Regions from separate parts of the Homo sapiens genome. Here region 1 is linked to region 2. A link is an interaction called in ENCODE POLR2A ChIA-PET data of the cell type or tissue named here. Cell type or tissue: GM12878. All regions are shown on one strand. Links, peaks and the distances in the headings refer to the core of each region. The heading gives the core; the rest is flanking DNA.

Region 1 (11,088 bases), core at 1,222-9,221, 230 kb after region 2:
CCAGAACTTTTTCACTTTGCAAAAGTGAAAGTTTATACCCATTAAACAACTGTCCTTCATCTGTTTCCCTCAGCTCCTGGTAACCACCATTTTGTTTTCCATATGACTACTTTAGATACCTCATATGAGTGGAATCTACAGTATTTGTCCTTTGGAACTGGCTTATTTTACTTAGCATAATGTCATCAAGGTTCATCCTTGTTGTAGCATATAACAGTATTTCCATAGTTTTCCACTATATGTAAAGACCACATTTTGTTTATTCATCTGTTGATGGACATCTGGGTTGCTTCTACCTCTTGGCTATTGTGAATAACACTCCTATGAACAAAAGTATGCAAATACCTCTTTGAAACCTTGCTTTCAATTGTTTTGGATGTATACACACTAGTGGGATTGTTGGATCATATAGTAGTTATATTTTTAATTTTTTGAGGACTTGCCATACTGTTTTCCACATTAGTTATACCACTTTCCTTCCCACTAACAGTGCATAAGGGTTCCAATTTCTCCACATTCTTGCCAACACTAATTATTTCCTCTTTTTATGAGAGTAGCTATCCTAACGTATGTGGTATCTTATTGTAGTTTTGGTTTGCATTTCCCTGATGAATAGTGATGTTGAGCATCCTTTCACATGTTTGTTGGTCATTTATCATCTTTGAAGAAATGTCTATTCAAGTTCCTTGCCCATTTTTAAATTGAGTTGTTTGACATTTTGCTGTTGAGTTGTAGATGTTCTTTTTATATTCTGAATATTAACCTCATATCAGATATATGATTTGCAAATATTTCCTCCCATTCCATAGGTTGCATGATTTTCATTCTGTTGATCATGTTTTATGAGGCACAAAAGTTTTGAAATTTAATGTAGTCCCATTTGTCTATTTTTTCCTCTGTTGCCTTATATTAGGCTTTTGGTGTCATATCCAAGAAATCATTGTCAAATCCAATGTCATAAAGCTTTCCCCCATGTTCTCTTTTAAGAGTTTTTCAGTTTGGCAGCCTTGTCAAAGATCATTTAATCATGTATGTGAAGGTATATTTCTGGTCTCTCTATTTTATTCCATTGGACTATATGTCTGTCTTTATACCACTATCACACTGTTTTGATTACCAAAGCTTTTATAATATTTTTTGAAATCAGAAAATGTGAATCCTCCAATTTGGTTTTCTTTTAAAAAATTGATTTGATTATTCAGGATTCCTTGAGCTGTCATACAAAAATTAGGATAATGTTTTCCTCTTACTGAAAAAAATTTCACTGTCATATTTACAGGAATTGTGTTGAATTTGTAGACTGCTTTGGGCAATATTGACATTTAACAATATTAAGTCTTCCAATCCATTAGTATGGAATGTCTTTCCATTTATTTTTGTCGTCTTTACTTTCTTTCAGCAATGTTTTACAGTTTTCAGTGTATAAGTCTTTCATCTCCTTGGTTAGGTTTATTCTGAAGTATTTTATTTTAGTGCTATTGTAAATGGAATTATTTTCTTAATTTCCTTTTTGATTATTCCTTTTGAGATGCAACTGACTGTTCTGTGACCTGTAACTTTGCTGAATTTGTTTTAGCAGTTTGTGTGTGTGTGTGTGTGTGTGCACGCGCGCACGTAATTTTTAGTGTTTTCTACATATAAGCTCGTGTCATCTGTGAATAGAGACAATTTTAGCTCTTCCTTTCCAATTTGGATGTTTTATTTTTTTCCCTTGCCTAATCTAGGACTTCCAATCTACATTGAATAGAAGTGGTGAAAGTGGGTGTCCTTGCCACCTTCCTAATCCTAGAGGAAAAACTCAGTTTTTCAGCATTGAGTATAATGTTAACTTTGGGCTTTTTATAGATAGCCTTTATTATTTTGAGGTAGTTTCCTTCTATTAGTTTGCTGAGTGTTTTTTCTTTTATCATGAAAGGTTGTTGAATCTTATCAAATGCTTTTTCTGCATTAATGTGCTGTTGAATTCAGTATATTAGTATTTTCTTGAGGATTTTTGCATCAGTGTTCATCAGGGTTATTGGGCTCTAGTTTTATTTTCTTGTAATGTCTTTGTCTGGTATCAGCCAAAGGTTTTTTCCACAATCTGTGCAACCCGGGAATCAGGAGATTCACCTCTTGAGCCCATGCCACCAGGGCCTTGGGTCCCAAGCACATAGCTGTGCAGATTCTCAGCAGCCACTCGGCTGGAGACTGCCTAAGACTACCAATTTACAGGGGGAGGGGTGGCTGTCATCTCTCTGGTTGCCTACTGCCTAAGACTATTGAGCTCCCATGGAGAAGGGCAGCGGCCATCACTGTGGCTGCCTGCTGCCTAAGATGACTGACCTCCCAGGGGGAGGGGTGGCCACCATCGCTGCAGCTCCAGTCTGCTGAGGCTGGGGAGACTGGATGGTTTGGACCCAGGGGGAATACCCCATAGCCCACACAGCAGCTGTGGCAGATCGTGGCCAGACTGCCTCTTTAGGCCAGACTCTGACCCCTCTCTACTCACCGGGCGGGGCCTACCTGTAGGAATTTCAGCAACTCCAGCTAGGGGTTTAAGGACAGAACTCAAATCTCCCTGGAAAAGAGCCCCTTGGGGGAGGGGAGGCCACAGTCTCCATGGATCAGCAGACTTAGTCTTTCCCCCTGCTGGCTCGGAGGAATCCCGGCACACCAGATTAGTGTGAATCCCCCCAGTGCGGCACACCCCCTCTGCCAAGGGGCAGCCAGAGTGCTTCGTTAAGCAGGTCCTGGATCCTGTGCCTCCTGACTGGATGAGAACCCCCAACAGGGGTCACCAGATACCTTATTCAGGGGCATTCCTGCTAGCATCATGTTGGTGCCCCTCTGGGACAGAGATCCCAGAGGAAGGAGCAGGCAGCCATCTTTGCTGTTCTGCAGCTTCTACTGGTGATACCTCCAGGTGTGGGAGGGACCCAGACAAATAGGGTCTGGAGTGGATTCCCAGCAAACCATGGCAACCCTACGGAAGAGGGGCCTGACAGTTAGAAGAAAAACAAACAGAAAGTAACAACAACAGCATCAACAAAAAAGTCACCACAAAAACCCCATCCAACAGTCAGCAGCCTCAAAGATTGAAGCTAGATAAACTCATGAAGATTAGAACGAATCAACAAAAAAAGACTGAAAGCTCAAAAAGCCAGAGTGCCTCTTCTCCTCCAAATGATCAGAACACCAGCAAGAGGACAGAACTGGGCAGAGGCTGAGATGGATGAATTGACAGAAGTAGGCTTCAGAAGGTGGGTAATAACGAACTTTGCTGAGCTAAAGGAGTATGTTCTAACCCAATACAAAGAAGCTAAGAATCATGATAAAACATTTCAGGAGCCATTAACCAGAATAACCAGTTTAGAGAGGAACATGAATGACCTGACGGAGCTGAAAAACACAACACAAGAACTTCACAATGCAACCACAAGTATCAATAGCCAAATAGACCAAGCAGAGGAAAGAATTTCAGAGCATGAAGACTATCTTGCTGAAATAAGACAGGTCGACAAGATTAGGAAAAAAAAAAAAAAAAAAAGAACGAAAAGGAATGAACAAAACCTCTGAGCACTATGGGATTATGTAAAAAGACTGAACCTATGACTGATTGAGTACCGGAAAGAGACAGGGGGAACAGAACCAAGTTGGAAAACATACTTCAGGATATCATCCAGGAGAACTTCCCCAACCTAGCAAGACAGGCAAACATTCAAATTCAGTAAATCTAGAGAACCCCAGTAAGATACTCCATGAGAAGATCAACCCCAAGACACATAATCATCAGATTCTCCAAGGTCAAAATGAAGGAAAAAATGTTAAGGGCAGCCAGAGAGAAAGGCCAGGTCACCTAGATAGGGAAGCTCATCAGAATAACAGATCTCTCAGCAGGAACCCTGCAAGCCAGAAGAGATTGGGGGGCATTATTCAACATTCTTAAAAGAATTTCCAACCCGGAATTTCATTTCTGGCCAAACTAAGCTTCATAAGTGAAGGAGAAATAAAATCCTTTTCAGACAAGCAAATGCTGAGGGAATTCGTCACCACCAGGCCTGCCTTGCAAGAGTTCCTGAAAGAAGCACTAAATATGGAAAGGAAAAACTATCACAAGCCACTACAAAAACACACTGAAGTACAAAGACCAATGACACTATGAAGCAACTACATCAACAAGTCTGCAAAGTAACCAGCTAGCATCATGATGACAGTATTAAATTCACACATAACAATATTAACCTTAAATGTAAATGGCCTAAATGCTCCAATTAAAAGACACAGAATGTCAAGTTGGATAAAGAGTCAAGACCCATCAGCTTGCAATATTCAAGAGACCCATCTCACATGCAAAGACACACATAGGCTCAAAATAAAGGGATAGAAAAAAATTTATCAAGCAAATAGAAAGCAGAAAAAAGCAGGGATTGCAATTCTAATTTCTGATAAAACAGACTTTAAACCAACACAGATAAAAAAAAGACAAAGGAGGGCATTATATAATGGTAAAGGGGTGAATTCAACAAGAAGAGCTAACTATCCTAAATATACATATGCACCCAATACAGGAGCACCCAGATTCATAAAACAAGTTCTTAGAGACTTACAAAGAGACTTAGACTGCCACACAATAATAGTGGGAGAAGTCTCCCACTATCGACCCCACTGTCAATATTAGACAGATCATCGAGACAGAAAATTAACAAGGATATTCAGGACTTGAACTCAGCTCTGGATCAAGTGGACCTAATAGATATCTACAGAACTCTCTACTCAAAAATAACAGAATATACATTCTTCTCAGTGCCACATGGCACTTAGTCTAAAATAGATCACATAAAGGGAAGTGAAACACTCCTCAAGAAATGCAAAACAACTGAAATCATAACAGCCTTTCAGATCACAGTGCCATCAAATTGGGACTCAAGATTAAGAAACTCGCTCAAAACCACACAATTACATGAAAATTGAACAACCTGCTCCTGAATGACTCTTGGGTAAATAATGAAATTAAGGCAGAAATCAAGAAGTTCTTTGAAACCAATGAGAAAAAAGAGACAACATACCAGAATCTCTGGGACGCAGATAAAGCAGTGTTAAGTGGGAAATTTCTAGCACATCGAAAAGCTAGAAAGATCTCAAATTGACTCCCTAATATCACAAGTAAAATAACTAGAGAACCAAGAGCAAACAAACCCCAAAGCTAGCAGAAGACAAGAAACAACCAAGATCAGAGCAGAACTGAAGGAGATAGAGACATGAAAACACATTTTAAAAAATCAATGAATCCAGGAGCTGGTTTTTTGAAAAAATTAATAAAACAGACTGCTAGCTAAGAAAAGACAGAAGAATCAGATAAACACAATAAAAATAATAAAGGGGATATCACCACTGACCCCACAAAAATAGAAACAACCATCAGAGCATACTATAAATACCTCTATGCAAACAAACTAGAAAATCTAGAAGAAATGGAAAAAATCCTGGACATATACACCCTCCCAAGACTGAATCAGGAAGAAGCTGAATCCCTGAATAGACCAATAACAAGTTCTGAAATTGAGGCAGTAATAAATAGCCTACCAACCAAAAAATAAAAAGCCCAGGGCCAGACGGATTTACAGCTGAATTCTACCTAAGGTACAAAGGGGAGCTAGTGTCATTTCTTCTGAAACTAATGCAAACAATTGAAAAGGAGAGACTCCTCCCTAACTCATTTTATGAGGCCAGCATCATCCTGATACCAAAACCTGGCAGAGATACAACAAAAAAGAAAAACTTCAGGCCAATATCCCTGATGAACATCGAGGCAAAAATCCTCAATAAAATACTGGCAAACCAAATCCAGCAGCACATCAAAAAGCTTATCCACCACAATTAAGTTGGCTTAATCCCCAGGATGCAAGGCTGGTTCAACATATGCAAATCAATGAACATAATTCATCACATAAACTGAACTAAAGACAAAAACCATTTGATAATAGACGTGGAAAAGGCCTTCAATAAAATTCAACATCTCTTCATGTTAAAAACTCTCAATAAGCTAGGTATTGATGGAACATACCTCAAAATAATAAGAGCCATTTATGACAAACCTACAGCCAATATCATACAGAATGGGCCAAAGCTGGATGCATTCCCCTTGAAAACTGCCACAAGACAAGGATGCCCTCTCTCACCATTCCTATTCAACATAGTATTGGAAGTTCTGGCCAGGGCAATCAGGCAAGAGAAAGAAAGAAAGGGTATTCAAATAGGAAGAGAGGAAGTCAAACTGTCTCTGTTTGTAGACGACATGATCCCATATCTAGAAAACCCCATCATCTCAGCCCCAAAGCTTCTTAAGCTGATAAGCAACTTCAGCAAAGTCTCAGGATACAAAATCAATGTGCAAAAATCACAAGCATTCCTATACACCAATAACAGACAAGCAGAGAGCCAAACCATGAATGAAGTCCCATTCACGATTGCTACAAAGAGAATAAAACACCTAGGAATACAGCTAACAAGGGAAGTGAAGGACCTCTTCAAGGAGAACTAGAAACCACTGCTCAAAGAAATCAGAGAGGACACACACAAATGGAGAAACATTCCATGCTCATGGATAGGAAGAATCAATACCTTGAAAATGGCCATACTGCCCGAAGTAATTTATATATTCAGTGCTATTCCCATTGAACTACCATTGACATTCTTCACAGAATTAGCAAAAACTACTTTAAAATTCATATGGAACCAAAAAGGAGCTCATATAGCCAAGACAATCCTAAGCAAAAAGAACAAAGCTTGAGGCATCACTCTACCAGACTTCAAACTATATTGTAAGGCTACGGTAACCAAAACAGCATGGTACTGGTAGAAAAACGGACACATAGACCAATGGAACAGAATAGATATCTCAGAAATATGACTGCACATTTACAATGATCTGATCTTTGACAAACCTGACAAAAACAAGCAATGGGGAAAGAATTCCCTATTTAATAAATGGTGCTGGGAGAACTGGCTAGCCATATGTAGAAAATTGAAACTGGACCCCTTCCTTAGATCTTATACAAAAATTGACTCCAGAGCGATTAGAGACTTAAATGTAAAACACAAAACTATAAAATCCCTAGAAGAAAATCTAGGCAGTACCATTCAGGACGTAGGCACAGGCAAAGATTTCATGATGGAAACATCAAAATCAATTGCAACAGAAACAAAAACTGACAAATAGGATCTAATTAAACTAAAGAGCTTCTGCACAGCAAAATAAACTATCATCAGAGTGAACATACAATATATAGAATGGGAGAAAATTTTTGCAATATATCCATCTGACAAAGGTCTCATATCCAGAATCTACAAGGAATTTAAACAAATTTACAAGAAAAAACAACCCTATTAAAAAGTGGGCAAAGGATACGAACAGACGCTTCTCAACAGAAGACATTTATGTGGCCAAGAAATATATGAAGAAAAGCTCAACATCACTGATCATCAGAGAAATGCAAATCAAAACCACAATAAGATATCATCTCATGCCAGTCAGAATGGTAATTATTAAAAAGTCTAGAAACAACAGATGCTGGCAAGGCTGTGGAGAAATAGGAATGTTTTCACACTTTTGGTAATGTAAATTAGTTTCAAACATTGTGGAAGACAGTGGGGCAATTAGTCAAAAACTTAAAACCAGAAATACCATTTGACTCAGCCATGCCATTACTGGGTATGTACCCAAAGGAATATAGATCATTCTATTATAAAGTTACATGTACACATATGTTCACTGCAGCAATATTTACAATAGAAAAGACATGGAATCAATCTAAATGCCCATCAATGATAGACTGGATAAAGAAAATGTGGTACATATACACCACAGAATACTATGCAGCCATAAAAAGGAATGAGATCTTGTCCTTTGCAGGGACATGGATGGAGCTCAAAGCCATTATCCTCAGCAAACTAATGCAGGAACAGAAAACCAAACACCACATGTTCTCACTTACCAGCAGGAGCTGAAAAATGAGAACACATGGACACGGAGAGGAACAACACACACTGGGGCCTGTAGTTGGGGGTTGTGGGGGGAGGGAGAGCGTCAGGATAAATAGCTAATGCATGTAGGGCTTAATACCAAGGTGATGGGTTGATAGGTGCAATAAACTACCATGGCAGATGTTTACCTGTGTAATAAACCTGCATGTCCTACACATGTATCCCAGAACTTAAAAAATATGTTCATACCATACTATAGTCTATTGAATGTGCAATAACATTGTGCCTTAAAAAACAATGTACACACCTTAATTAAAAATACTTCATTGCTAAAATGTGGCAACAATTGTCTGAGCCTTCAGCAAATCATAATCTTTTTGCTAACGGAAGATTTTGCCTCGGTGTTGATGGCTGCTGACTGTTCAGGGTGGGGGCTGCTGAAGGTTGGGTGGCTGTGGCAATTTCTGGATACAGTATTCTTTGTCACTTCCTTCTGGCCTGTAAGTTATCTATTGGTAATTCCACTGATAACCTTATGGAAGCTGTTTTGTATGTGATGAGTTATTTTTCTCTCGCTGCTTTCAAGATTCTTTGTCTTTGACTTTTGACAATTTGATTACAATGCATCTTCTTGTGGGTCTTTTTGAATTTATCTTGGTTGTAGTTCTTTGAGCCTCTTGAATTTGCATGCCCATTTTTTTTCCTCAAGTTTGAAAAGTTTTTGGCCATTGTTGGTTCAAATAACACTTACTCCCTCTCTTTTCCTTCTGGGACTCCCATCATGCATACAATGGTTTACCTGTCAGTGTCCGTAAGTCTCTTAGGCTCTCTTCACTTTTATTTTTTTCTTTTTAATCCTCTGACTTGATTACTTCTAATAATGACTTCTAATAATCTGTCTTTAAGTTTGTTTTTTTTTTCTGTCAAATCCAGTCTTCTGTTGAAACCTCTTGAATTTTTTTCTGTTCTGTTATTATATTTTTCACTTCCAGAATTTGTTTGGTTCTTCTTTATAGTTTGTGTCTCTTTGTTGATATGCTTATTTTGTTCATGCATCATTTTCCTGAATTTATTTAGTTGTTTATCTGTGTTCCATTTTAGTTCATTGAGCATGTTTAGTACAGTTACTTTACATTCTTTGTGAGGGAGAATTGATCTGTGTTTCTTTAGGGTCAGTTTCTGGAGTTTTATTTTGGCACTTTGATTGGGCCTGGTTTTCCTCTCTCCTAGTATGCCTTGGGATTTGTCACTGCTGTTGTTGAGACTTGGGCATTTGAGAAACAACCACCTCTCCTAGTCTTTATAGTCTGACTTTGTGCAGGGAAAAATCTTCACGGATTAGCTCCGCGATAGATTCTAGGACCTCTCCAAACTTTTTCTAAGGATATGCTGTCTTCTCTGCGTTTGTGTCTATGCTTTAAAACATCTCCAATTTCCTAAGAAGCTTGTTGTTCCTGTTTCTTCTTAGAAGCCTGTGAACATTCTGCTGGTGTCTGCCTTTGGAACTGCAGCTATAACATGCCCTGAGGATCATGTCTTGTTTTCAGCAGCTTCCAAAGAAGGCCACCAGTGCTTCACCAAGTCCCATCAGTGCTCTGAGTAACGTAACTCAGGAACCAGTTCCTTAGACAGCCTCCAGACTAGCCCAAATGCTAGATGCATGGTCCGCTCTTTTGTTTTCATCCTAAAAGAGGATTCCCAAGGTGGGAGGTTTCCTGTTAGTTGCACTATCCTAAATCAGATAGGGAGAGAAGCATTGATAACAGGTATGCAAAACTTTTTAAAAGTTTCCTTTCCTTTTTGCTGGAATTCCTTCTTGGTTTTACATTGGTCTAGATGCTGTAACTTTTCAACTGGTCTTTAGAATTCTCACAAAGTTATTCTGGTCAATAACTTGTTGTTAATTTTGTGGCTCTGTGGGAGAATGAGGAACTGAAGCTTCCTAGTCCGCCATCTTGCTGACATTATCCTGTTTTGTGTATTTCTTATGTCTGACATTATTTTAGAACACTTTTAGATTTGCAGAAAAATTACAGAGTACAGAGCATTCCTGTATATGTGGCACTCAGTTTCCCCTATTGTTAACATCTTACATTAGTGTGGTACATTTGTCACAATTTATGAACCAATATTGATACATTATTATTAACTAAAGTCCACATTTTATTCAGATTTCTTTAGGTTTTACCTAATGTCCTTTATTTGTTCCAAAATTCCAACCAGTATAGCATATTACATTGAGTTGTCATGTATCCTTAGACTCCTTTTGGCTGTAACAGTTTTATCATTTATTTTTTAGGTACATAAACCAACAAATTATTTTTATCATTGAAGCCAAATTGACTTAGAATTTTTTGTTGCTTGTACCTCACAGGATTCCCAGATGATACAGATTTCTAGTCCAAACACATTGTTGTATAATGAGAAAAGTGAGGCCCACAGTGTCCTAGTGATAATCCACCATCACAGAGCTAACACTGAAAGAGCTGGGATTTTACCCCAAGTTTTTTTACTCTTATTTCTGTGCTTTATTATTCTATGCCACTTGTTGCTAAAATACACTGCAACGACACTATTTCCAGAAAGATAATTTTATTGCATCTTGAATTTCTGATAAACAGCCACACTAACTTATGAATTGGTGACAAGGTTTTGATAAACGTTTAGTGTCTTATTATAAAATAAAGGCTTTACCTAAATGCCTAAATTCTTATAATTTTTTTTTTATTTCCATAGGTTATTGGGGGAACAGGTGGTGTTTAGTTACATGAGTAAGTTCTTTAGTGGTGATTTGTGAGATTTTGGCGCACCCATCACCCGAGCAGTATACATTGTACCCTATTTGTAGTCTTTTATTCCTCACCTGCTTCCCACTCTTTCCTCTGAGTCCCCAAAGTCCATTGTGTCATTTTTATGCCTTGACATTCTCATAGCTTAGCTCCCACTTATGAGTGAGAACATATGATGTTTGGTCTTCCATTCCTGAGTTACTTCACTTAGAATAATAGTCTCCAATCCCATCCAGGTCGCTGTGAATGCCATTAATTCATTCCTTTTTATGGCTGTGTAGTATTCCATCGTATATATATACACCAAAGTTTCTTAATCCACTTGTTGATTGAT
Region 2 (11,088 bases), core at 1,546-9,545:
TCAGGTAGGATGTTGGGAGAGAACGCCTTTTTGCTCCCAGCTCTTCCTAGTTGCAGCTTTTAAGGTCTTTTTGCTTATTGTTTCTTTGGTTCTTTCATCTCAGGGATAGGAATAACAAGGCTCACCTGAGCAGGTAGGACTCACTAGTTCTTTGGGAGAAGAAAGAGCCAGTGGCCTTTCTAGGTTAAGACACATAGCCGGGCACGGTGGCTCATGCCTGAAATCCCAGCACTTTGGGAAGCCGAGGCGGGTGGATCACCTGAGGTCAGAAGTTTGAGACCAGCCTGGCCAACATGGCGAAACCCCATCTCTACTAAAAATACAACAAATTAGGCAGGCGTGGTGGCAGGTGCCTGTAATCCCAGCTACTCAGAAGGCTGAGGCAGGAGAATTGCTTGAACCTGGGAGGCGGAGGTTGCAGTGAGCTGAGATCACACCACTTCACTCCAGCCTGGGCAACAAGAGCAAAACTCCGTCTCAAAAAAAGACACACAAAGGTAGATAACACACTTCCCAGGGGCGATTCATTTATCAGGAACTCTAGATTTAGTTCCTTTTATTACTTCTATGGGTCTCTATTTGAATGTATTGTGTGCACTCTGCTCCTGATAAAGAAAATTTGTGTGAAATGTTTGCAAAGCTTGCTGTAAAATGGAAATCTTTGGTGATTTGAAAACCCATTGTTTATATATCCAGTCTCCCTAGTCTCACTTTTCGGGAAAGGGGTAGGACTTAAACTATGACCATTTGTGGGAAAATTTAGTCATTAAAAAGAGTAGAACTAACAATGGCAGGAAAAGGAGTAAAACTAACAATGGCAGGGGAAGTGTTAATTTGGTGCCTGGAATGGATGTGGTGTCACCAGAAATGGTGCACTTGAAAGAGACTCCACTGGAAGGGTTCAGTCCATACCTGCAACACCCTAGGATATTTCATTTTATGTGTCAACTTGACTGGGCCATACAGTGCCCAGATATTTGGTCAAACATTATTTTGGGTGTGTCTGTGAGGGGATTTTTGATGAGATTAACTTTTAAATTGGTAGACTGAGTAAAGCAGATTACCCTCCATAATATGGGTGGGCCTCAGCCAATTAATTGAAGGCCCGAATAGAACAAAAAGGCTGACTCCCAATAGAGAATTCTACTGCCTGTCAGTCTTTAAACTGCAACATCAGTTCTTCCTTGTTCTGCAGCACCCTGCTGACCTTCAGACTCAAACTGGCATATCGACTCTGCAGATTTTTGACTTGCCAGCCTCCATAATCAGGTAAGCCGCTTCCTTATAGTAAACCTCTCTCTCCCTCTCTCTCTATATATATGTACAAATATATGTATATACGTATGTGTGTATATATGTATATCTTTCTACATATGTATGTATGTGTGTATATATATGCATGTATATGTGATGTAGGTATGTATACACACACATACACACACACACATCCTGTTGGTTCTGTTTTTCTGGAAAACTCTGACTAATACATATCCTCTCCAGAGATACCTAAAGTGTGGTCTTCAGCCAGGTGGCTCCATCTTTAGTCTCTTGGTTCACTGGAGAAGAAAGTCCTATGTCCATTATCAGACTCCACCTCCCTTTGTAAAAAAAAAAAAAAGGGATGAACATCACCTTATAAATAAATAAGTGTATTTACTTATAAATTGTATACATGTACCACTCCATTACTAAATCAAATGTATTACATATATTTACCTATAAATTAAAGAGGTACCACTTCATTAATACAGCAAATGCATTATAAAAAGATGAAAAATATATAACTACAGTTTTCTTCTCCACTCCAGTGAATCATCTTGTATGACCCCTTGGATGCTTGCACTCCACTTTGCTGACCACTAGCTTAGAGCTCCCTGCCCGCTCTGAGGCTTTGGATGCTCTCAGGGCTCTGTCAGCATGCCAGCTGGCTTGAGAGAGGAAATTAAATAGGAATTGGGCGAGAAAGGAATTCAGGGTCTCTGGTTGACACTGCCATCTTATCTCTTCATATTTGATTGACTGGATTAAACCAGTGGGTCCAAAACCTTGCTGAAGTGAAAAGCTTAGGCCTGTGGATTTTTTTTTTGGCTTTGTTTTTAGAAATAATTTTCCAGGTGTTTATGGTTTTAGCCAGTTTGGAAAACAGCTGGCTGTTTTCTAGGCTAGGCTGTTTTCTGTTGACTTTTTTGAATGGTCCCAGCTTAACAGGAATAAAAATTAAAATATATTTTTTCCAGGGAGATTAAAAGTAAAGCCAGGAACAAATGCTAGTCTGTGTCCAATAAAGGTCGAGAAGAAATAATTTTATGACAGGTGCAGGGTATATTTTTCCTTTATTGATTTTGCTTTTTTCTTTCTTCTGATTCAATGCTACAAATTATTTAAATTTTACTGGGATTGCACTTTTTATACTTTCCCAGCTGTTCGGGGAAGAGATGAACATAGATAAATTTCACTGTCACACTTGAGCATAACAGTGTATGAGATTGTGTATATATATCTTTCAACTTCAAATATCCAAGCATTACCACAAAAAGTAAGCAACATTTCTATGATTTACAAGGTAGATGGAATTAATTTGTGTATTTATTATGATAATTACCTAGCAGACAATAATAAGTCATCTTGGTCTAAAAAATAATTCAGTATACTTCACCAATTTTCCAACACATGAAGTAAAGTATCTTTAGGCAGAGGCACCTTTTTCTAATTTGCCCAAAGATGTCATCTATCTGGACTAATGGCAACCTTAGTGGTGACAGGGTTAATGAAGTGGTTGTGTTCTAGCTACTTCTGCTATCAACTTCCATGCTCTTGACTCTGGAACATTCCCCAGATACAATATTTCCTCAAATGAGTGTGGCAAGTCCCATTCATTTATTTGACAGCTATTTATTGAGGCTCTCCCATGGGGAAGGCCCACTGTTCTATTGGATTGGTCTTGTGGTGATCTGCAAGGCAAAGCCGCATAGCTCCTGCAGGGCACTATAGAATAGAAAGTGCACTGAGACCAACCTCGGGCCGCACTGAGACCCACCTAGGGCTGAATTGAGAATCCCACTGGATGTCATCCTTTTCTTTCTTCTCTGCAGTCATTTGATTTCAAGGAAATAACCATGAGGCCAAATAACAGTGACACCGGGCATGATGAATGGCCCCCACCTATGATTCCTGCATTTTTGTCATGAAAATCCAGTCACATAGTCATTTTAATTTCCATTTTAAACAGAAGGAAGTTGAGACTCAGAGTGGTTAAGTGGCTTCCTGAAGATGGTGTAACTGGCATTTGATCCCAGGTCTCTCTGGCTCCCAAGACCACAATTCCAAAGTTCACTGGTCTCTGACAAGGAATGACTCTCTCTCTCTAACGCCTCTGCCAGCTGAGGTGTTTGGCTTCTTCTCATAGCTGATTAAAGGGCAGAACTGGTTTTAGGCCACTGAAGTGTTGTTCTATGTGTTAATCACTATTCATACACAGCCTATGAAAACATTTTAGAACTGGGAGAAAATTACTGGCTCCTAAATGCAAAATAAAACTTCCAAGTCAAACTTAATGTGTTCAATTAAGTGGCTGCCAGATTTAGCATTCTAGCTTTATGCATTGTTAAATTTGGTAAACATAAATTTAGTGTTCAAAAATTCATAAATGTTGTAGACATTTCTGTATATTTGAATACAATTTATAAATTGGGTTTTGTTCTTCATGAAATTCCTGAGTGTCCATGAGAAGAACCAAGAAATTATAGCCAAAAGCTAATTGAATGATTACTCATAACTTAATAGTTTCATAGGCAAATTATAAAAGCATTTTATTTTAAAATATAAATGTATGTTTAATGTGGGATATGAGTGTTTTAAAAGCATTTTTACTTTCCAATTTTTGCTATGAAGATTTTTAAACTTGTAGAACAGCTAAAAAATAGTGCAATGATTACCCATATACCCATCAACTAGAGTCAACAATTGACAGCATTTTGCTGTATTTGCTTTACCTATTTATCAAGCTACCTATATATATTTCTTGCTGAATCTCTTGAAAGTTGCAGACATTATGACATATCACCCCTATATCACCTAAAAAGGACATGTTTTTACATAATCGTGTTAACATCACACTTAAGGAAATTAATAATAGCCTGGTATAACATAATATTGAGTCTATATTTGAATTACCATCATTGATCCCTGAATCAGCTACCTACTGTGGTATAACAAACACTCAAAATGATAATGCCTTAATACAACAATCATTTACTTAGCTTGAGATTCTCTGGGCCTTCAATATGGGCTGAGCATGGCTGGGCAGGTCTGGTTCTCACTGGCTTCCATCATGCAGCTATGGCCAGCTGCAAGTCAGCTGGGCCATTCTGTTTCTGGGGGTTGCCTGGCTATGAGCTGGGATATCAGGAACAACTGGGCCATAAGTATCTCCTCACCTAACAGGCTTGTCTGAGATTTCCCATGTCCTAGCTGTTTCACCTGTGGGCCAGCCTTCTTGATGGTCACAGTTCCCTCCTAGGCCTCCATTGCTGTTTTTCCCTTAACTCCATTTTTTTTTCTTCATTGCCTCAATTACCCACATGGCAACCCCTTGAATCTAGACAGCAGACCTGACTTGCTGGATAAAGCATCTTCAGGTAATCTATGCTTCTAGCTGGTTTTTCTTCCTTTGTCTGCCTTTGTACTTTTTGGCCACTGCTCCTGCTTTAAGCCATGCAAACAGGAAGAGGCTATGTCCATACAATAAAAGCCATCTACGCATACAAGTGCATAGGTATGTAGATTTGCATCTATGCATACAAGTGTAGCCAAATCCCCAACCTGCTGGCTATCAAGGATACCTGCTCCCCCTTAATTCGTGGGGCTCAGATTGACTATGAGGTAATGCAAATCACGCCTATTAGTCTTTCATTCTGATCTGCCCAGATGCCAAACCAGGCCCATTCTGTCCCCATGCAGTGAGCCAATCACTGTGACAGTGGGTTTTGCAAAAGAGAAAGGGTTTTTTCACGAGGTAGCCAAGTGATGAGGTGGGAGAATAGGTCTCAAATCAGCATCCTGAGGATAGGGCTTAGGGATATTTATGGGATAAAAAGCAGAGTGGTCTAAGGCATGGGGAAGGGTGATTGATAAGTGGGGAAAAATGATGCATTGATGGTCTGTGTAAATGTAGTCAGGGTTCATGGCTCTTCATAGGATGCATGTTCAGAAAATGACAGTGTTAGCATGATCTGAGGAAGAAGTTTTTGGCCCTGTGACATCAGAAGGTCACCTCTTGAGCATTTGCACAGGCCCAGTTGAAGGGTAGGTGGTCTCAGCTGGTTCAAACGGCATAAAAGCTGCCCCCTAGTTCCTGAAACACAATTTCAAACAACCATTACCATAGTGCTATATATATCAGAGGTGTTCTTTATAAGGAAGCTAGTGGAAGTTTAGTTGTATATTGTTTGGCTATGTGACTTTTAGTTATTTAGAATCTTTTTTTTTTTTTAAACGGAGTCTTGCTCTGTCACCCAGGTTGGAGCACAGTGGCACAATCAGAGTTTACTGCAGCCTTAACCTCCTGGGCTCAATTAATCCTCCTGCCTCAGCCTCCCTAGTAGCTGGGACTACAGGTGCACTACTATGCATGGCTAATTTTATTTTTTCTAGAGATGGGGTCTTGCTATGTTGTCCAGGCTGGTCTTGAACTCCTGGACTCAAGCAATCCTCCTGCCTCATCTTCCCAAAGTCTTGGGATTACAGGCATGAGCCGTTGCCCCTGGCCTATACAGTGTTTAAAATCAATGGGAAGTAAGTGATTAAAAGCAAGCAAGTCAGGGTAAGTTTGGCAGGCTTAAACAGGTTAGCCCTCAGTTTCACCTTCCCTACTTTGGAGATAGTCCCTGTGGCTGGTGGCCTCTACTATGGAGTGAGCAAAGAGGAATGCAGAGGAATTTTTGGTGGATTCAAATAAGAGACATTAGTGAATAGTTGAGTTTTTCAGTTCCGTTCTTCTTACGTTCGAATGTTATGAGTTGCAACATGATATGGGATGGTTTCAGGGTGGGAGCCCTGGGCTTCTAGTCAAAGACCAGAGCCACATTTCTGCCTCCACCATTTATTTTTCAGAGGCCCCTGAGCAGGTCTGCCAACTTCTTTGATGCTTTAAAGGTCATTTCCTCAGATGTGAAGTGGGGATAGCCACAGAATTGTTTGGAGGATTTAAGGAGGACAATTGTGAATGCCTTTTGTAAATGAAAACACTATATAAGCCTTATGAATCATTATTAAGACAAGTAGAGTTAGGAGAAAGAACAAGACCTGGAGAAGCACTTTGTCCTCTCTTAAGCCATAAACAAAATGAGTGACCCACCCCCTGAATTAGGCAGGGGGAGCCCGTCTTTGTATGTGCTGTGAGAACTACCCAAAGGCGGCCCTTGCCTGTCTCAAGCTCTGCCTGGGTACAAACGTTGTCTCTGGTTGTGGTCAAAAAGCCTGCACCTTCCTACAAATGTGTTCGTTTATACTCGAGCTAAAAATAATAATTTACTTTTGTTTGTCAGGGCTTATTATATATCAGATAACCTTCTGAAGACATCTATTAGCTCATGAATGTCATACAAAATCTATAATGGAGGAACTGTTCTATCCCTGTCTTACAGATAAAGAAATTGAGGCATTTAAGCATTAGGCATCTCATCTGAAGTCACGGCTGGGATGTCGTAGAGCTGGGGAAAACAGAAATATGGATTTATTATTCTATTAACCAGTAAAGTGATTCTAACTAAAAAAGAGCTCTTAAAATCTAAAAAACAAATACCTAAGTACAAAAAAGTTGCTTTTATTAATGAAAACTTTTACAATAATAAAAAACCCCATTCATCTACAAAAGCAAGGCCCTATAGGATCTCTTTCCTTCATAAAGCTGTGATAAAGAGCAGCAGTAAAAATCCTTACTTGCAAAAATAATTCCATGTATCATTAAATCTGAAAATTAAAAAAAAATAATCTATAGCTCAGCAGTCTAACCATGTATTCTTCTCTTGAGAGTCGTATTAAGCATTGAATTATGTATCCTTAATTCCCAGCACTACTTGGTGGGATGTTGTATTCTAATGATACTTCAAAGCAGCTAACATTAGCAAATTAGCATAAAGCCAGGTCCTGGAGGGCTATTTGGAGTCCTGGGTTTATTACTTTTATTCATTCAACGGTAAACATTTAATGAGTACCTGCTATTTGCCAGGCATATCACTGCTTGTTTGAGAATCAATATAATTAAAACTCATCTCTGCCCTCAGGGAATGCAGCGCCTAGTTGCCAAGCTACATTGAGTTGCTCATGAGGTCCAGTAAGGTGGGAGGTGAGAATTGCAGGGGTTGGAGACCTGCTCTGGTGGGTCAGCTGAGCAGAGTCTGCTTCAGCTAAGTCTTGAAGTATAGATATATTGTAGATGGAGAAATTGAGACTTGGGGAGGTTCAGTGATTGCCCAAGGGATGTAAATCACATGTTCAAGATCCAGGATTGGAAGCCGGCTCTGTGCTTCTGATCCAGTGCTCTTTTCTCTGTACCAATGTGGGGAGGCATCTCTTAATATAATGGGCCACCAACTCACTCTCACGAGGCAGATGGTTCCCAGGTGCACCAATCTGTTTGTCTAATATCAACTGTGCACATGGTTGGACTCTGACAATCATGGATAAATTGTTCATTGATTACAATGGTTTCAGGGTGACTCTCAGAGAATTGGTTCCCAAGGTGTGGTCCCTGGGCCAGCAGCATCAGCCTCAGCTTGGAACTTGCTAGAAATGCAGATTCCCTGGTCCCACCTCAGGAATGCTGAGTCAGGAATGCCTGGCATGGATCCCATGAACTGTGCTTCCACAAGTCCTCCAGGCAATTCTGATGGAGCTAAAGTTTGAGAACCATTGTCTTAGAGAAGTTCCAAAAAGCTCACTTTCACATTTGTTTGCTTGTTGACCAGTTGTCCAAATGTTGTAACTAGAATTCATGTGTTTGATTGGCAGGGGGGACGAGGTTCTTGCTACTCCATGTATGGTTAGTAAACCAAAAGCACCACATTACCTGGGAGCTTATTAGAAGTGCAGAATCTCAGGCTTGTCTCAGACTTCCTGGATCAGAACTTGCATTTTATTTATTTATTTATTTTATTATTATACTTTGAGTTCTAGGGTACATGTGCACAATGTGCAGGTTTGTTACATATGTATACATGTGCCGTGTTGGTTTGCTGCACCCATTAACTCATCATTTACATTAGGTATATCTCCAAATGCTCTCCCTCCCCCTTCCCCCCACCCCATGACAGGCCCCAGTGTGTGATGTTCCCCTTCCTGTGTCCGAGTGTTCTCATTGTTCAATTCCCACCTATGAGTGAGAACATGCAGTGTTCGGTTTTTCGTCCTTGCGATAGTTTGCTGAGAATGATGGTTTCCAGCTTCATCCGTGTCCCTACAAAGGACATGACCTCATCCTTTTTTATGGCTGCATAGTATTCCATCGTGTATATGTGCCACATTTTCTTAATCTGGTCTATCATTGATGGACATTTGGGTTGGTTCCAAGTCTTTGCTATTGTGAATAGTGCTGCAATAAACATACATGTGCATGTGTCTTTATAGCAGCATGATTTATAATCCTTTGGGTATATACCCAGTAATGGGATGGCTGGGTCAAATGGTATTTCTAGTTCTAGATCCTTGAGGAATTGCCACACTGTCTTCCACAATGGTTGAACTAGTTTACAGTCCCACCAACAGTGTAAAAGTAGAACTTGGATTTTAACAAATTCCCAGATGATTTATATGCACGCTAAAGTTGGAGACACGCTGGGCTAGATAGCATTCAATTCTGAAGTCCAGGTTGTATAATTCTGTGAGTTTTAATGTGGTTACATGTCAGAGAGTTTTTGTTCGTTTGTTTGTTTTTTGAGAGAGAATCTCGCTCTGTGGCCCAGGTTGGAGTGCAGTGGCATGATCTCAGCTCACTGAAACCTCCGCCTTCCGGGTTCAAGCGATTCTCCTGCATCAGCCTCCCGAGTAGCTGGTATTACAGGTGCACGCCACCAGGACCAGCTAATTTTTTGAATTTTTAGTAGAGATAGGGTTTCGCCACGTTGGCCAGGCTGGTCTCGAGCTCCTGGCCTCAAGTGTTCTGCCCACCTTGGCCTCCCAAAGTACTGGGATTACAGGTGTGAGCCACTGCTTCCAGCCTCAAAGTGTTTTAAGTTTTAAAAAATATAAGCCCACCCTCAATGGGTGTTTCATCACTATGTGAATACATAAAGCCCTTGGCATTTCAGCACAATTTTTTTAAAAACATTATTTTGGCATTTGCTCTGTGCTGGGTACTGTTCGAAGCACCAAGAATATAAATGTGAATAAAATGCAGGTACTCTACTAAGTAGAACAGATTTTACAAAGAAAAGAAAACAAAACAAAAACTAATACAGTAACAGAAATATTCAGTCAGGGTAGCAGTAGGTGTTGCTCTTGAGTGGGGTTGGAGGGACAATCACGAAGGACTGCCTGGAGAAGTGACCTCTGAGATACGATTTGAAAAATGAACAGGACTTCATTAGCAGAAAGTGAAAGAAAGACATTCCAGACAAGGAGTCTTTTGACCAAAGGTACAGAGACATGAAACAGTTTGGAGTGTTCAGGGAAGCTGGGTAAGAGTTTTAAGCAGGGGAAATTTTGCATTTCCGAAAGATCACTTTGATGCAGTGGCATCACCATCAAAATCTGGGGCCCCTTGCAAAGGATAATTGAGTCCTTGCTGCCAACAGAAGGGGCACCTGTCTTTTCTCTGCAGGTGAGCATTTTAGGCCTGGCAGGAGGTATGGACCCTGAATATCTGAGACGCTCTCAGTTAATTTAGAAATTTTATTTTGCCAACATTGAGGACGCGTGCATCTGTGACACAGCCTCAGGAGGTCCTGACAACATGTACCCAAGGTGGTAAGAGCACAGTTTGGTTTTACACATTTTAGGGAGACATGAGACATCAATCAATATATGTAAGATGTACATTGCTATTTTTCTTTCACAGAAGGAAGAAGGAAGAGAGGAGGAGATTGTTTTTGTCTCGGTGTATTTGAAAACTTATGTTTCTACAAAAACCTGTATGTGGATGGGGTTTTTTTTTTTTTTAGAAACAGCTTTATTGAGATATAATTCACATGCCATATAATTCACCCAATTAAAGTGTACAGTTCAATGGTATATTTGTAAAAGTTGTGCAACCACCACCCCAATCCATTTTAAAATATTTTATTACCCCAGAAAGAAACCCCAAATTACTTAGCTCTCACTCACCACTTCCCCCATTACCCCCAGCTCCAGGCAACCACTAATCTATTAATACTTTTTGTCTCCATGGATTTCCCTATTCTGAGCATTTCATATAAATGGAATCACACAATATGTGTCCTTTTGTGTCTGGCTTCTTTCTCTTAGCATATTTTCTAGGTTCGTCCGTGTTGTAGCACGTATCAGAATTTCACCCTGTTTTATGGTTGAATAATTGTCCATTGGATGACTAGACCACATTTTGCTTATCCATTCATCAGATGATAGACATTTGGGTTGTTTTCTTCTTCTTATTATTATTTTTTTTGTGTACTGTGAATAATGCTTCTGCGACCACTTGTGTACAAGTTTTTGCGTTGATGTGTATTTTTATGTCATATGGTAACTCTATGTTTAATCATTTGAGGAACTGCTAATTGAATATGATCTCTGTGTTTAAAGGTACATGCAAGTATTGAGCGGATAAAATGTCAAATTCATTCCTGGCTTTTATAGCTGGTTTAGTCAAAGCATTTTTCTACCACCTCTTTGTCTATCCATTCTGCCATTTTCAACACTGGTTTCAGCCTTCTTAAACATCTGAGTATTGCTGACCCTGCCTGAATTTCTCCTTTCTTGAGGTATGAGGAACAAGAGAGAACTTCCCCTTCATCCTCTAAAGTTTCACTGAAAAAGCAATTGAGAAAAGGCAGATTAATAGGAAAAAAAGCATGTAAATTTATTAACGTGCACAGAGTCTTACAAACTATAAGATCACAGAGAAAAAGAAGATGG

Evidence for each region. Peaks named below come from ENCODE experiments on the same cell type or tissue, not always from the same donor. Only the 100,000 strongest peaks of a DNase experiment are listed, where the experiment ranks them.
Region 1: POLR2A ChIA-PET joins it to region 2 with 6 read pairs; 2 of 35 experiments call an interaction of 5 or more read pairs at or near these places.

Annotation. Positions count from the first base shown.
Region 1 is chrX:12,509,341-12,520,428 of GRCh38, reverse strand. The region is part of intron 2 of FRMPD4 (FERM and PDZ domain containing 4); the gene reads right to left. Among named protein-coding and RNA genes, the nearest start is that of FRMPD4-AS1, 140 kb to the right of the region's middle. In GM12878, for the core only: no CTCF peak of the experiment used is centred there; a DNase peak (open chromatin) is centred at 4,848.
Region 2 is chrX:12,744,367-12,755,454 of GRCh38, reverse strand. No RefSeq gene overlaps it. Among named protein-coding and RNA genes, the nearest start is that of PRPS2, 42 kb to the left of the region's middle. In GM12878, for the core only: no CTCF peak of the experiment used is centred there; no DNase peak of the experiment used is centred there; H3K27me3 peaks cover 201 bases.